2 separate regions of the Homo sapiens genome follow, and region 2 is linked to region 1. Evidence: chromatin contacts called from ENCODE Hi-C or POLR2A ChIA-PET data. All regions are on one chromosome and are shown on one strand. The core of a region is the stretch at or near the end of the contact, and the rest is flanking DNA. Distances in the headings are between cores, read along the strand shown.

What was found. Hi-C counts contacts between places; a loop is a spot of excess contacts on that map. ChIA-PET counts read pairs that join two places held with the same protein, here RNA polymerase II (POLR2A). Pooled maps may share reads with other maps.
Region 2: a loop to region 1 is called in a pooled map, with 4 times the contacts of the local background. The contact joins two enhancer-like sites. A Hi-C loop is called at or near these places in 1 of 168 maps with a recorded cell type or tissue (naive thymus-derived CD4-positive, alpha-beta T cell) and 7 of 50 pooled maps. POLR2A ChIA-PET finds 5 or more read pairs at or near these places in 7 of 52 experiments (AG04449, H1, HEK293 and 3 more).

What each region holds. Positions count from the first base shown.
Region 1 is chr6:43,268,524-43,274,381 of GRCh38, forward strand. All of the region lies in intron 13 of TTBK1 (tau tubulin kinase 1), which reads left to right. Among named protein-coding and RNA genes, the nearest start is that of SLC22A7, 27 kb to the right of the region's middle. RefSeq lists a silencer at 3,558-3,807. Within about 2 kb of position 1,733, at least 8 of the 41 ENCODE cell types and tissues checked have a DNase peak (open chromatin) inside an H3K27ac peak, as active enhancers do.
Region 2 is chr6:43,174,243-43,179,817 of GRCh38, forward strand. It overlaps SRF (serum response factor), which reads left to right. Exons shown (of 7, transcript NM_003131.4): 3 at 1,464-1,725; 4 at 2,306-2,425; 5 at 4,052-4,243; 6 at 4,564-4,640; 7 at 4,853-5,575. The coding sequence ends at 4,948. Among named protein-coding and RNA genes, the nearest start is that of CUL9, 5.2 kb to the right of the region's middle. RefSeq lists enhancers at 604-833, 3,621-4,122, 4,123-4,622. Within about 2 kb of position 1,594, at least 3 of the 41 ENCODE cell types and tissues checked have a DNase peak (open chromatin) inside an H3K27ac peak, as active enhancers do.

The sequences.
Region 1 (5,858 bases), core at 483-2,982:
GGAGCTGGCCCAGGCAGTCCTTGCTGCTGCTGTAAAAGCTATTTCAACTGGCCTCTGTCTCAGGAAGAGAGAGGGTCAGGCTGGGAGAGGTCTGGTAACACCCTGGGCGCCATTTCTACCCCCACATATCTGGGACACTTCCACTTCACTCGGAGGGCATGGGGGCACAGAGCAGGATTCTTCCAGAAGGCGATGAGGCAGCAGTTCTGCCCAGCCCTGTACACAAGCTGCCTGGTGGCTCAGACTTTGAGGGGGCAGGGAAAAAGCCACTTTCAAGAAATGACTTCAGTTTGCCCCTCCTCCTACGAGTCCATCCCTTCCCTCATTTGGAAGAGTGATTTAAAATTAGATACTAAAATAGCTCAGTGAAGAGCACAGCATTTACTCCATGGCGGGTGCTGTTCCAAGTACTGCACATCTTATAACATCGAATCCTCACGACCACCCTTTGAGGTGGGCACCATTATGACCCCCATTTTACAGAGGAGGAAGCTGAGGCTCAGAGAGGTGCAGTAACTTGCTCAAGGTCACTCAGATTTTAAGTGGTGGAGTTGGGATTCAAACACGAGTAATTGGGCTCTAGAGTACCACCTTATGCCGCATGGTCACCCCGATCCCAACACCTCCCTGTGATGGGGCGGGGGTGCCAAGGCGGAGGGTGTACAGGGAAAGTTTCTGAGCCCTAATGAGTAGCACGGAATCTAGCTGGGGAGACATGCCACACACAGCTGTCAACACATGGCAAGGAACTCTCTCAGAGCACACAGCCACGTTCCTGAGAGAAAGGGTTCCCCAGTCCAGAACAACCCTGAGCTAGGTAGGACTAAGCCAGGAAGGCTTCTCGGAGGAGGTGAGTGACCATGGTCTCCTTGCAGAGACCATAGTGTGAGAAGTTCCAGAGAGAAGGAGGAGGGGGAAGGGCGTTGGAGGCCAGAGCCTAGATTCTGAGGCAGGACCTTGGGGCGGGTGGTTTGCACCCTCCTCCACCCTGCCTGACCCCGCCCACTTGCCCGGGACGCCGGCGCCGCAGGGGCTGTGAGCGGTGGGTGGCCCCGGAGACGGAGCTGTCGAGTCTGTGCCTGACACCTCTTTTCCCTCCACTTTCTTGGTCTCTTTCAGTTGGAGGAGGACAGACTCTCGGGGCACTCCCTCCCGCGGTACAGCCCCCTGCGACGACTGGCGTCCTCCGTGTTCTCCTCCTCCACGCTGGAGACGGAGCATTACCCTCACCCCGGCGGCGGCGGCTCCTCGGGCTCCTCCGGTTCCCTCATTCAGCGCAGCCGCTCGGCTGAGAGCAGCCCTGTGCGGGCGCCCCACCGGCGCCACGCGCCCCTCGCTGCTGGCAACCACAGACTCATGCCCTCGGTGCTCCGCATCTCGCGGTCCCAGCTGCAGCAGGTGTGGGCCCGGTTCACCCACAAGACCTAGGCTGGGCCCCCCCCCTCCTGGAGGGGGCAGGTGGGGGGGGGTGGGGAGCAGGCAGAGGACCATGGTTCCTTCCCAGGACGCAATAATCACACACTCACACATCCCATCCCACCCCATCATGCAATACAGCCCCCCTAGAACGTTGGCCCAAGGTACTGTAATACTCCCACCCCAAGCAGAGTCTCCGTCCCACCTCCCCATCAGCTCCCTTTGTAGGTGCCAGCCAAATGGTGCAGGGAGGGGTGGGGCTGGTGGTACAGTTTCCAGGACAGGGCAGGGGCGCTCAGCTGGAGCCACTGATGGGTCCAGAGTCCAGTGGAAAGAGAGGTGTCAGGGAGATGAGGCCTGCAGGGCCAGAGGCACTCTGGTATGGGCTTTGTTCTGTTTAATTTGTGATCTCTTGGCATGGCTGGGTCTGATCCACCCCGAGGGGCTGGCGGGAGGCCAAGACCCTCCTTGCATGGTGTGTGTGTGTGTGTGTGTGTGTGTGTGTGTGTGTGTGTGTGTCCCTGTGTATGGATGGAGGCCAGGACAGCCAGGTTTGGAATGTGGTGGGGAGTGTTTCAATGCTCAGTGATCGGGGGAGGAGCCCTGTGACCTAGCGAGACTTTCTCAGGCCATCATCATTGAGGACAGAGTTCTCTCCTCACACATCTTACCCCAGGAAGGCTCAGTCCATGGTAGGCTGCCCCTCCCCCAAGACACCTGTGCCATCACTCCCTGGTAGGATTGGGTGTCTGTCCTCGGCTCCTCAGGAACTGAGGATGGATGAGAGGGGCCTGGGATCCACCTCCCAAGGCAGGCTGGAACTGAGCAACGAGGAGACCCAGCTTAGAAGCAGTGGCAGCTAAGGTGGTTGTTAAGGATGACGTGAGAAACCATGTGCTTGTCAGCAAAACCAGTGTCTCAGGACAAATCCCAGGCGGGAGCAGCCCCACCTCTGCCCTTCTCAGAAGGTGACTCCTTCCTGTAGGTGCTCGGTCAGCCCCAAGGGCGGTGGTGAAGACACAGCAGAAGAGAGGCAGGTTGGATAGGGATCTGGACACTTGGGAGTGGGGAAGTGTCAGGATGCCAGCTTGCGCCTGCCTCTTCTGCCCATTTCTCAGCCCCCAACCTTCACTGCAGGGAGCCCAAGTTTCCCTTTATTCATCCTGCCCATGTCAGCCAGCACCTCTGTTCCCCTGGGGAATGCGGTAGTAGTGAAGTGGGTACTAGAAAGGGCCGTGCCTGTATGGGGAGGGGAGGAGGCCCAAAGATTTGCAAAATGTTTATTTCAGTGAGACTGTGTCTGTATGTTTGCTTGTGTGCATGCGCGTACACTTGTGCATAAGAGTGTGCTTACGAATGAGCGTTTGTGCATGTGGAAGGGCTGCCATGGATGAATGCTCAGGCTGTGCACTGTGTAATTCCAGGAAGTGCCATTTACATAGACCTCAATGTGACTGGCACGTGCGCAAGTTGCACAGTGCTGTATGAGTGTGTGTATGCACATGTGTGTTAGGGAGCCAGAAAGATGTCTATGCAGTCATTGGTAGTTTCCTATGTAGCTACTCTCATCCCAGCTTCACTCTTCTACCCCTCTCTCCCTGTAACCTCTGCTTGGCCCATCAATTCCCCAGATGTCTCTGGTTAGAGTAGAGGCCTCAGGGCCCTGGCCCCTGCCTGGGGGTGCCATAAGTGTGGTGGGCAGTGCCCTGGAGCCAAACTGTCCACACAGAGGGCCACCATTGTGGTATGGCTCATCCACACCATTCACATAAGCCACTCCATAGTCACACACTCCTTTCCCCAAAATCTTTCTTTGTAAGTCTATTTATTTATTTATTTATTTATTTATTTATTTTTGAGGATGTCTGGGCCAAGAGCACCTTCTCCATCTGGCAACAAAAGCCAGATTTGGGTTCTAATACTTGTGCCCCACCCCCACCCCCATCTCAGCTGCTCACTTTTGAATCTCCCCAAACCCAAGCCTCTGTTGCCCTCTGGGCTGTTTTGGATGGCTTTGCACCCTGCTCAGGCAGTAGGCAGGAGAGGGTCAAGGTGGACCCTTTGAGAAGGGACAGAAAACAAAAAGCACAAAGGTGAGGGGGTGAGGCTGAACAGTGGCCCCACTCCCCTCCTGCTGGCACTGCCTCCCCCAGCCACCTCCTCTTGCCCTCTTCCCATCCACCCCAGGTAGTGGCAGGAGGTGAAGTGAAGGGAACCTGCCCACCATCTGCTCCATAAGTCAGCAGCAGTGTGGGCAAGGGCCCCCCCACCCAATCTGGGGTTGGATGAAACCAAGCACTCTGTGATCCAGCATTCCCTTCTAGAGGGTTCCACTACTCAACCCTGAGCACAGCTCCATCTCAGTGACCAGAACCCTGAGGTACTCTAAGATCCCAAAGTGCCTTGTGAAATATTGAAGATGATGGCACTGGCTTCAGCCTCATTTCAGCATTACATACATATTACTGTTTCCAACGCCTTTGGAAGTGGGAGATCCAGCATTGAGAAGGCGGCTGAGTTTTCAAACACACACCCCCCACCTCAGAACTGACACCTGTGGGAGAGGGTGTGTCCTTTAAAGCAAGGCCATGGTTCAAAGCATGTTGTCCTTTAGGGGGACATCCTTTTGTATATCCTCCATGGTGGAGGGGAGAGTGTTTTGTAAGCCATAAAGCTCTGAGCTAACAGGTGATCTTAATAATATTATCTTTTCGGGGTGGCTTTGACTCTTGGAGATTGTTAAGGTCATCTAAGCCACTTGTGTTGGATTAAGTTCATGTGAAGCTCGGCAGAGCTTCACATGGTTTGGGTCGAGTTGCTGGTCTCCGGTTCCCAGGCTAGGTGGGGATGCTGTGAGCCTGCAATATTGTCACTCTTGTTTTCTGAAGCATTTCCCAAGAGAAGGCCAGAATGTTTCAAGATTGATACCCTGCTTGGGGAAAGCGTGTAGCCTCCTCGGGGTCAGCTTTGAAAAGAGACAGCTGTCTTTGTTGTATTTTGAAAGTGGTGTTTTCGCACTTCATAGTCTCACTCTGCATTTAGTGGTGGCTTACAATTATTTGTGATTTTATTTAATAGCCACTGGCACACAGTGCTTATTATGTGCCAGGCAGCGATCTAAGCACTTTACAAAATTAACTCATTTAAACCTCATGATAGCTTATGAGGTAGATCCCAGTATTATCTGCATTCAACAAATTAATCAGAACATTTTATTTACCAGAACATATAAAAAACCCACCCATGCCGAATAATCTGAGGTCTTGTTTGACAGAGTTTGTGAAACATCTTGGTCTATGTATTGGTTGATTGATTGTCCTTTGCGGTGGGCCCCCTCCTCAGTCTATAGAAAAGAGGGGAGTTGTCAGCAAGCCATATTTTCCTTCCTTTCCCATTCCCACCTTGCCATGGGGTGGCATCCAGATGGGAGTCACTCCAGAGTACTGGGGTTGGTTAAAATGGCTGGACCCTGTCTCTCCAGAGACCTCCAACCCCTCAATCCCACATGGCCCCAAGCATCCCACAGCAGCTCTGGGGATCAGGTGGGCAGAGGAGGAGTTAGCATGAGAAAGCAGGGGCTCCAAAGCCTGACCTCAGTGGGATTGGTGAGGTCCTAGGGGTCAGACTCACAGACGGGGAAGACACTGGCATCTGTGAACACCGAATGGGTGTCACCAACTCGTACATCAACAAGATCCAAACAGTGTCAGGGAAGTGGCAGGTTCAGGGACTGTGGTAAACAGGGGAACTCCCATGCCCATACCATCCTCAGCTCAACCAATTGTTGCCACTATCTTCTAATTTTTATTTGAAATCTCCCAATTTTTAATTGTTGGCATCTAATTTTAAAAAGAAAAATCACTGTATGAACCAAACCAAAATGGTTTACAGGCAGAGGTGGCCTAAACTCATTTTGCAACCACTGTGAGCCTGAGGACTTCCTGCACCACCCTCTGTCCAGGGCTGCAGCACTCAAAGGCGACAGTGTTCTTGCCCAGGAACTCGAACCTGGCCAGTGGGGATGTGTGGTGTGTGCTGTGTTTATACATGTGGTGTGCATAAGTGCCTGAATGAGTGTGGGGGCCAGTGGACCTTTTTGTGGTGAGTGGGGGCCTCCTGGTGGGACTAGTATTTTCTCCATGGGAGAGGGTATGTTCTGAGGACCCTGGGTCCGTGACAAATGCGCTAGTAAATTTTCGATAACTCAATATACATCCCCCACACACTCAAGGCAGCTTGGGTCACAGCAATAACCACTGAACACTCATCCCAACCGCTAACATCCTGAACCCAACGATATCCCTTTGCATTTCCAGTTTTGGGGAAAACAGACACAGCCCTGCCTAGTGGGTGGGGGATGGTGGCACCTCTGAGCCATGCTGGTCCCAGGACACCCGGACTCGCTCTCTCTTCTGTCCTGCCTAGATCCCTTTTTCTGGGGA
Region 2 (5,575 bases), core at 344-2,843, 94 kb before region 1:
CAGGTGTCCATCCTCACTTTCCTGATAGAAGACCGCCCCCCTAGATAAGCGGGCGGCCTCCGTGCCCATATAAGGCCGGCTTGGGCTCCACGCCGGCCTCCCGCCCGCAGCCCGCCTGCCTGGCAGGGCCTTTGCATTCCTCCCGCCAGCTGTCTCCCCGCTAGGGGCGGGGGTGTAGTTTAGCCCGGCCCTCCGGGCTGGGTCGCCAGGGAGTAGAAAGGGAGCACTCCGGTCCCGGGGTCCTGGGAATCCAGCACTCTTGGCAGGCGGGCTGGTTGACTGGGCCGGGGACTACCTTACAAGCCAGCCGCTGCCCTTTCAGGGTGTTGGGGGCCTGGGCAGTTAGGGAGCGCATTTGCCTGCTGCTAGGGATGCCTGCGCTGTTACTCCTCCCCCTTCCTTTTCCCGGTAAGGAGAGGGGGTGGGGCTTCCTCCCTTGCTGTCTGGGGAGCTCCACCTTCCGGGTGGCACTTAACTGACTGGCCAATGGGAGGAAGCGGCACTGTTTGCCTTAGCAACGCCTCTGCCAATCAAGGGTCTTGGGCCCAGCTGCTTTGCAAACGTCTCGTGCTGACCCACCCCGCAGCCTTTGAGCCTCTGGTTGACTCATTTCGGGTCTGGGCTTGGTGGCTTGGTTCTCAGTTTCCTTCTTCCCCTTCTAAGAACGAAGTCTTCCTTAGGGGAGAGTCAGTGCTGTAGGCTACCTCCTCTCTTAGTGGCATATCATCTGTAATAATTTTTAAACTTTTATAACAGTAGGGCTCATTTATTCCCAGGAAATTTTGTTGGATGAGTACATTCTTTTGGTAGTTTACATCTTGGGTGTTTGACATATAGTGTGTCATTGCCAGATTCTCAAGATCTCTCTCAAACTCTTAAGTTCCCTGAGAAACTCAGTTCCTATCTCAGAAGCCTGACAAATTAGAGCTGGAAGAACTCTTTGAAAGAAAACGTAGTAGCCCAGCCCCCTCATGCTTATAGAAGAGGAAAACCGAGGTTCAGAAAAGGGGACTGGTTATTTCAGGGTCACTTAGATGGTCATTACCAGAGCTAGGAACAGACCTTGGTGTCCTGACTCCCCAGCCAATGGGATTACCACAGTCCGCTGGAGCAGAGAACTCAGGGGATTATAATAATGACAATGATAATAATTATCATAAGAGCAGCAAATATTTATTTTGGTTTTTTTATGTGCCAGGTAGTGTTTTCTAAGTGATTTACATATGCTAACCTACTTAATCCTTACAGCAACCTAGGGGGTAGGTATTATCCTCCTTTTACCGATAGAAAACTGTAGCTCAGTAGATCAATAACTTACCTAAGAGTCAGGCATCAGGTAAATGGTGGCGTTGGGATTTGAACCCAAGCTCACTGGTTTCAGTCTGGGTTCTCAGTCCACACAAAGCTTCTGCAAAGGCAGGATCTGGTAGGGGCTCATTGCTTCATCTTTACTCTGGGTATAGGACACACTGAAGCCGGCGTTCACAGTCACCAACCTGCCGGGTACAACCTCCACCATCCAAACAGCACCTAGCACCTCTACCACCATGCAAGTCAGCAGCGGCCCCTCCTTTCCCATCACCAACTACCTGGCACCAGTGTCTGCTAGTGTCAGCCCCAGTGCTGTCAGCAGTGCCAATGGGACTGTGCTGAAGAGTACAGGCAGCGGCCCTGTCTCCTCTGGGGGCCTTATGCAGCTGCCTACCAGCTTCACCCTCATGCCTGGTGAGTCACGAGGGGCAGGGAGAGATTCGTCCTTCCTGGGGCAAATCAAGCATGCTAAGAGTGTGTTTAGGGCTGGCACCAAGAGAACCTCTTTCCCTGCTCAGAAGGAAGGTGAATAGGGGCCAGAGCCTGAGCGAAGCCTCTTATATCCCGTTGGCAGGCATACCTCTGCCCACTGAGACCCCTGCTGTCCTTGTCAGTAAGTTTCAACCATATATTCTGGCCCTGTCTAGCTACCCCAGCCCCGTGCCCTCATTGCCACAGGGCAGTAGATGTTTCACCACTTCCTGCCTTGACTGGAAGGCAGATCATGTCTTTGATGGGTTATTGCCAGCTCTTGGGTCAACTGAAGAAAAGAGAGACAAGGCCCAGGGCAGGAGGAGGAGGGATGGGCAAGAGTAGAGCGTGGAAGCCCCCAGAGTGGATACTTGGGCCTGAAGGGCCTCTTTGGCTTCCAGGAAAGATAGTGATGGGAGTTGGAGACCAGTGTGCCAGACCCTGGGACTGGGGTGTCCATGGGTACTTGGTGGAGGTGGCAATTGGGTGGGACAGAGCACAAATAAGACTCTGTGTCTTGCAGGTGGGGCAGTGGCCCAGCAGGTCCCAGTGCAGGCCATTCAAGTGCACCAGGCCCCACAGCAAGCGTCTCCCTCCCGTGACAGCAGCACAGACCTCACGCAGACCTCCTCCAGCGGGACAGGTATAGCTCGCAGCCCTGTCACCCTCCCTCCCTGCCTTCCCCCACGAGGCCTAGCAGTAGGTGCCCAACAGTAACCCTCCTGTAACTAAAGTCAGGGGATTTCTTAAAGTGGAGATTGAGGCTTTGGGCCTAATAATTATGGGGAAGTCAGGTGAGGATGACTGGGTTTTGAATCCCGCCCTGCAGTGGGCTGCGGATTCCAGAAGAAAATTGGGGACCATTGACCTACCTCCTCATTCAGATGAGGAGCCTGAGGCCTAGAAATAAGAAGTTACTTGCTCAAAGACACATTTGCTTAATTATCAGGAAGGACTTAGAGAGCAATTTTCTCTTTGTGCGAGGGTCTTACAGGTTTTGAGTAGCCACAGTTACCCTCAGGTATCTCTAGACATTTCAGAAATGATGAGATACTCTCAAAGTAAGGTTAATTTTAAGTTCTTATTATTTATAACCTTTTTACTCAAAGTGTGGCCTATGGACTGGGAACACCAGCATTACCTGGGAGCTTGTTGGAAATACAGAATCTTGAGTCTCACCCCAAACCTAGTGAATCGGAGTCTGTTTTTTTTTTTTTTTTTGAGACGGAGTCTCGCTCTCTGTCGCCCAGGCTGGAGTGCAGTGGCACCATCTCGGCTCACTGCAAGCTCTGCCTCCCGGGTTCACGCTATTCTCCTGCCTCAGCCTCCCGAGTAGCTGGGACTACAGGTGCCCGCCACCACACCTGGCTAATTTTTTTGTATTTTTAGTAGAGACGGGGTTTCACCTTGTTAGCCAGGATGGTCTCGATCTCCTGACCTCGTGATCCGCCCACCTCGGCCTCTCAAAGTGCTGGGATTACAGGCCTGAGCCACCGCACCCGGCCCAGAGTCTGTGTTTTAACAAGATTCCCATATAATGCACGTTAACATTTGAGAAGTGCTTGTTTGAAAGATGAATTTGTTAGCTGTGCATTAAGAAGGAGAGAGAGGCCGGGTGCGGTGGCTCACGTCTGTAATCCCAGCGCTTTGGGAGGCCGAGGGGGGCAGATCACGAGGTCAGGAGATTGAGATCATCCTGGCTAACACGGTGAAACTCCATCTCTACTAAAAATTCAAAAAATTAGCCGGGCTTGATGGCAGGCATCTGTAGTCCCAGCTACTCGGGAGGCTGAGGCAGGAGAATGGCATGAGCCCAGGAGGCGGAGCTTGCAGTGAGCCAAGATCGCGCCACTGCACCCCAGCCTGGGTGACAGAGTGAGACTCCATCTCAAAAAAAAAAAAAAAAAGGAGGGAGAATGAGAACAAATAAAAAATAAGATGTTAGAGCTCCTAAAAGGGGAGTATCTGAGTTTTCTGAGAGTAGGTCAGTCATAATCTTTGTTTTTCCCAAGATTTAGGACTTAGAGAATTCAGTAGATAGACAATTGAATAAATAGTACAATGTGATAGGATACAATTAAAGATTGATGCTGTTGTGTTCAAGAAAAAATAGGCTTTTCTTAGTTGATGATGGAGCTGAGGAATAGTCGTGTCTAGCTTCTGACCTGGGAAATGGCAAGAGGGCTCTGGGGGCCTGGAATTCCTAGGGACGGAATGGGAGTTATCAGTGGGGACCAGTGCCGAGCTGACACATGTCTGTGTTTGCCAGTGACGCTGCCCGCCACCATCATGACGTCATCCGTGCCCACAACTGTGGGTGGCCACATGATGTACCCTAGCCCGCATGCGGTGATGTATGCCCCCACCTCGGGCCTGGGTGATGGCAGCCTCACCGTGCTGAATGCCTTCTCCCAGGCACCATCCACCATGCAGGTGTCACACAGCCAGGTCCAGGAGCCAGGTGAGTAGAGGAGCAGGGCTAAGGAAAGGAGGACCGTTTCCTTCTTTATACACACACACACACACACATACACACACATATGCACTGATGCCTACAAATATTTCTACCCAAATACAACACAGACTTGGATGCTCACACACACATTTGGACACCCCACTTGGACACTCACACCCGCATGCACCCTCAGACACACTGGCACCCTTTCCCTTGGGCTCTTACATCTGAGACTGCCCCAGTCACTTGTGCATTTGACACCACTCCTCCAATATCTGGAAGTTTCAACAAACAATTTGAGTATCTCCTGTGGTTTTCCAATGTAGGTGGCGTCCCCCAGGTGTTCCTGACAGCATCATCTGGGACAGTGCAGATCCCTGTTTCAGCAGTTCAGCTCCACCAGGTAGGTAGGGATATCTTTCACCCCATCCCAGATAGCCACTTCTTTGTCTTGACCTTAGGGGATCCTGTTACCAGTTCATCAAAGCCAAAATCCCTAGCCTGGAAGCCCATCTGCTTTTCTGCTCAGGCCTGTGGTTGGCAGGCAGGGAAGCCAGGGGAGCCTGAACTGGCTGGCCAGTCCCTGCCCCTCCTCATACATCCCCTTCCCTCCAGATGGCTGTGATAGGGCAGCAGGCCGGGAGCAGCAGCAACCTCACCGAGCTACAGGTGGTGAACCTGGACACCGCCCACAGCACCAAGAGTGAATGATCCGCCCGCCGCCCTGGACAGATGGCCCAAGGGATGGCACCACTTATTTATTGTTGCCTTTTCACGTTTTCTTTACACACACGTTGACGGGCCGCAGGAGGGAGGCGGGGAGGAGGAACGGGCAGCCACAGGACTGAGCCCTCTCACTCCAGCCAAAGAAATGGGCCTGCCTGCCTCCACCCGTCCTCCCTCAGCCTCCCCTTCTTCCCGCCCCACCTCCCATTTCTGTTGCTGGAGGGGCTGTCCTCCTTCCTGGGACCCCCTCGCCAGCTTGGCTCGATGTTTGCCATGAGTATTAGCTTACCCAATGGGACCGTGCCCCACCTCCCCACACACAGGCCTTCTGTGGGGCTGGGCACCGTGTCCTCCTCTGAGGAAGCAGTTGGGGCCCTCTTGCCAGCCTCCTTGCTGACCCCAGGTCAGCCCTGTGTCTGTCACAGGCTGGGTCAAAAGAGCCCTGGCTCTGCCCCTCAGGGGGCCAGCTGGGGAGATGGGGGCTTCTTCCTCACACTGCTGTCCTCTCCCCCTTCAGCTCCTGAGTAGCTGGGCCTGTGCACTGGGCAGGTTCCTGGGGCCGCCTGCCCTGCCTTGCCGCTCCCCTTGGACCTCCAGGGGCTCCTGGGTTGG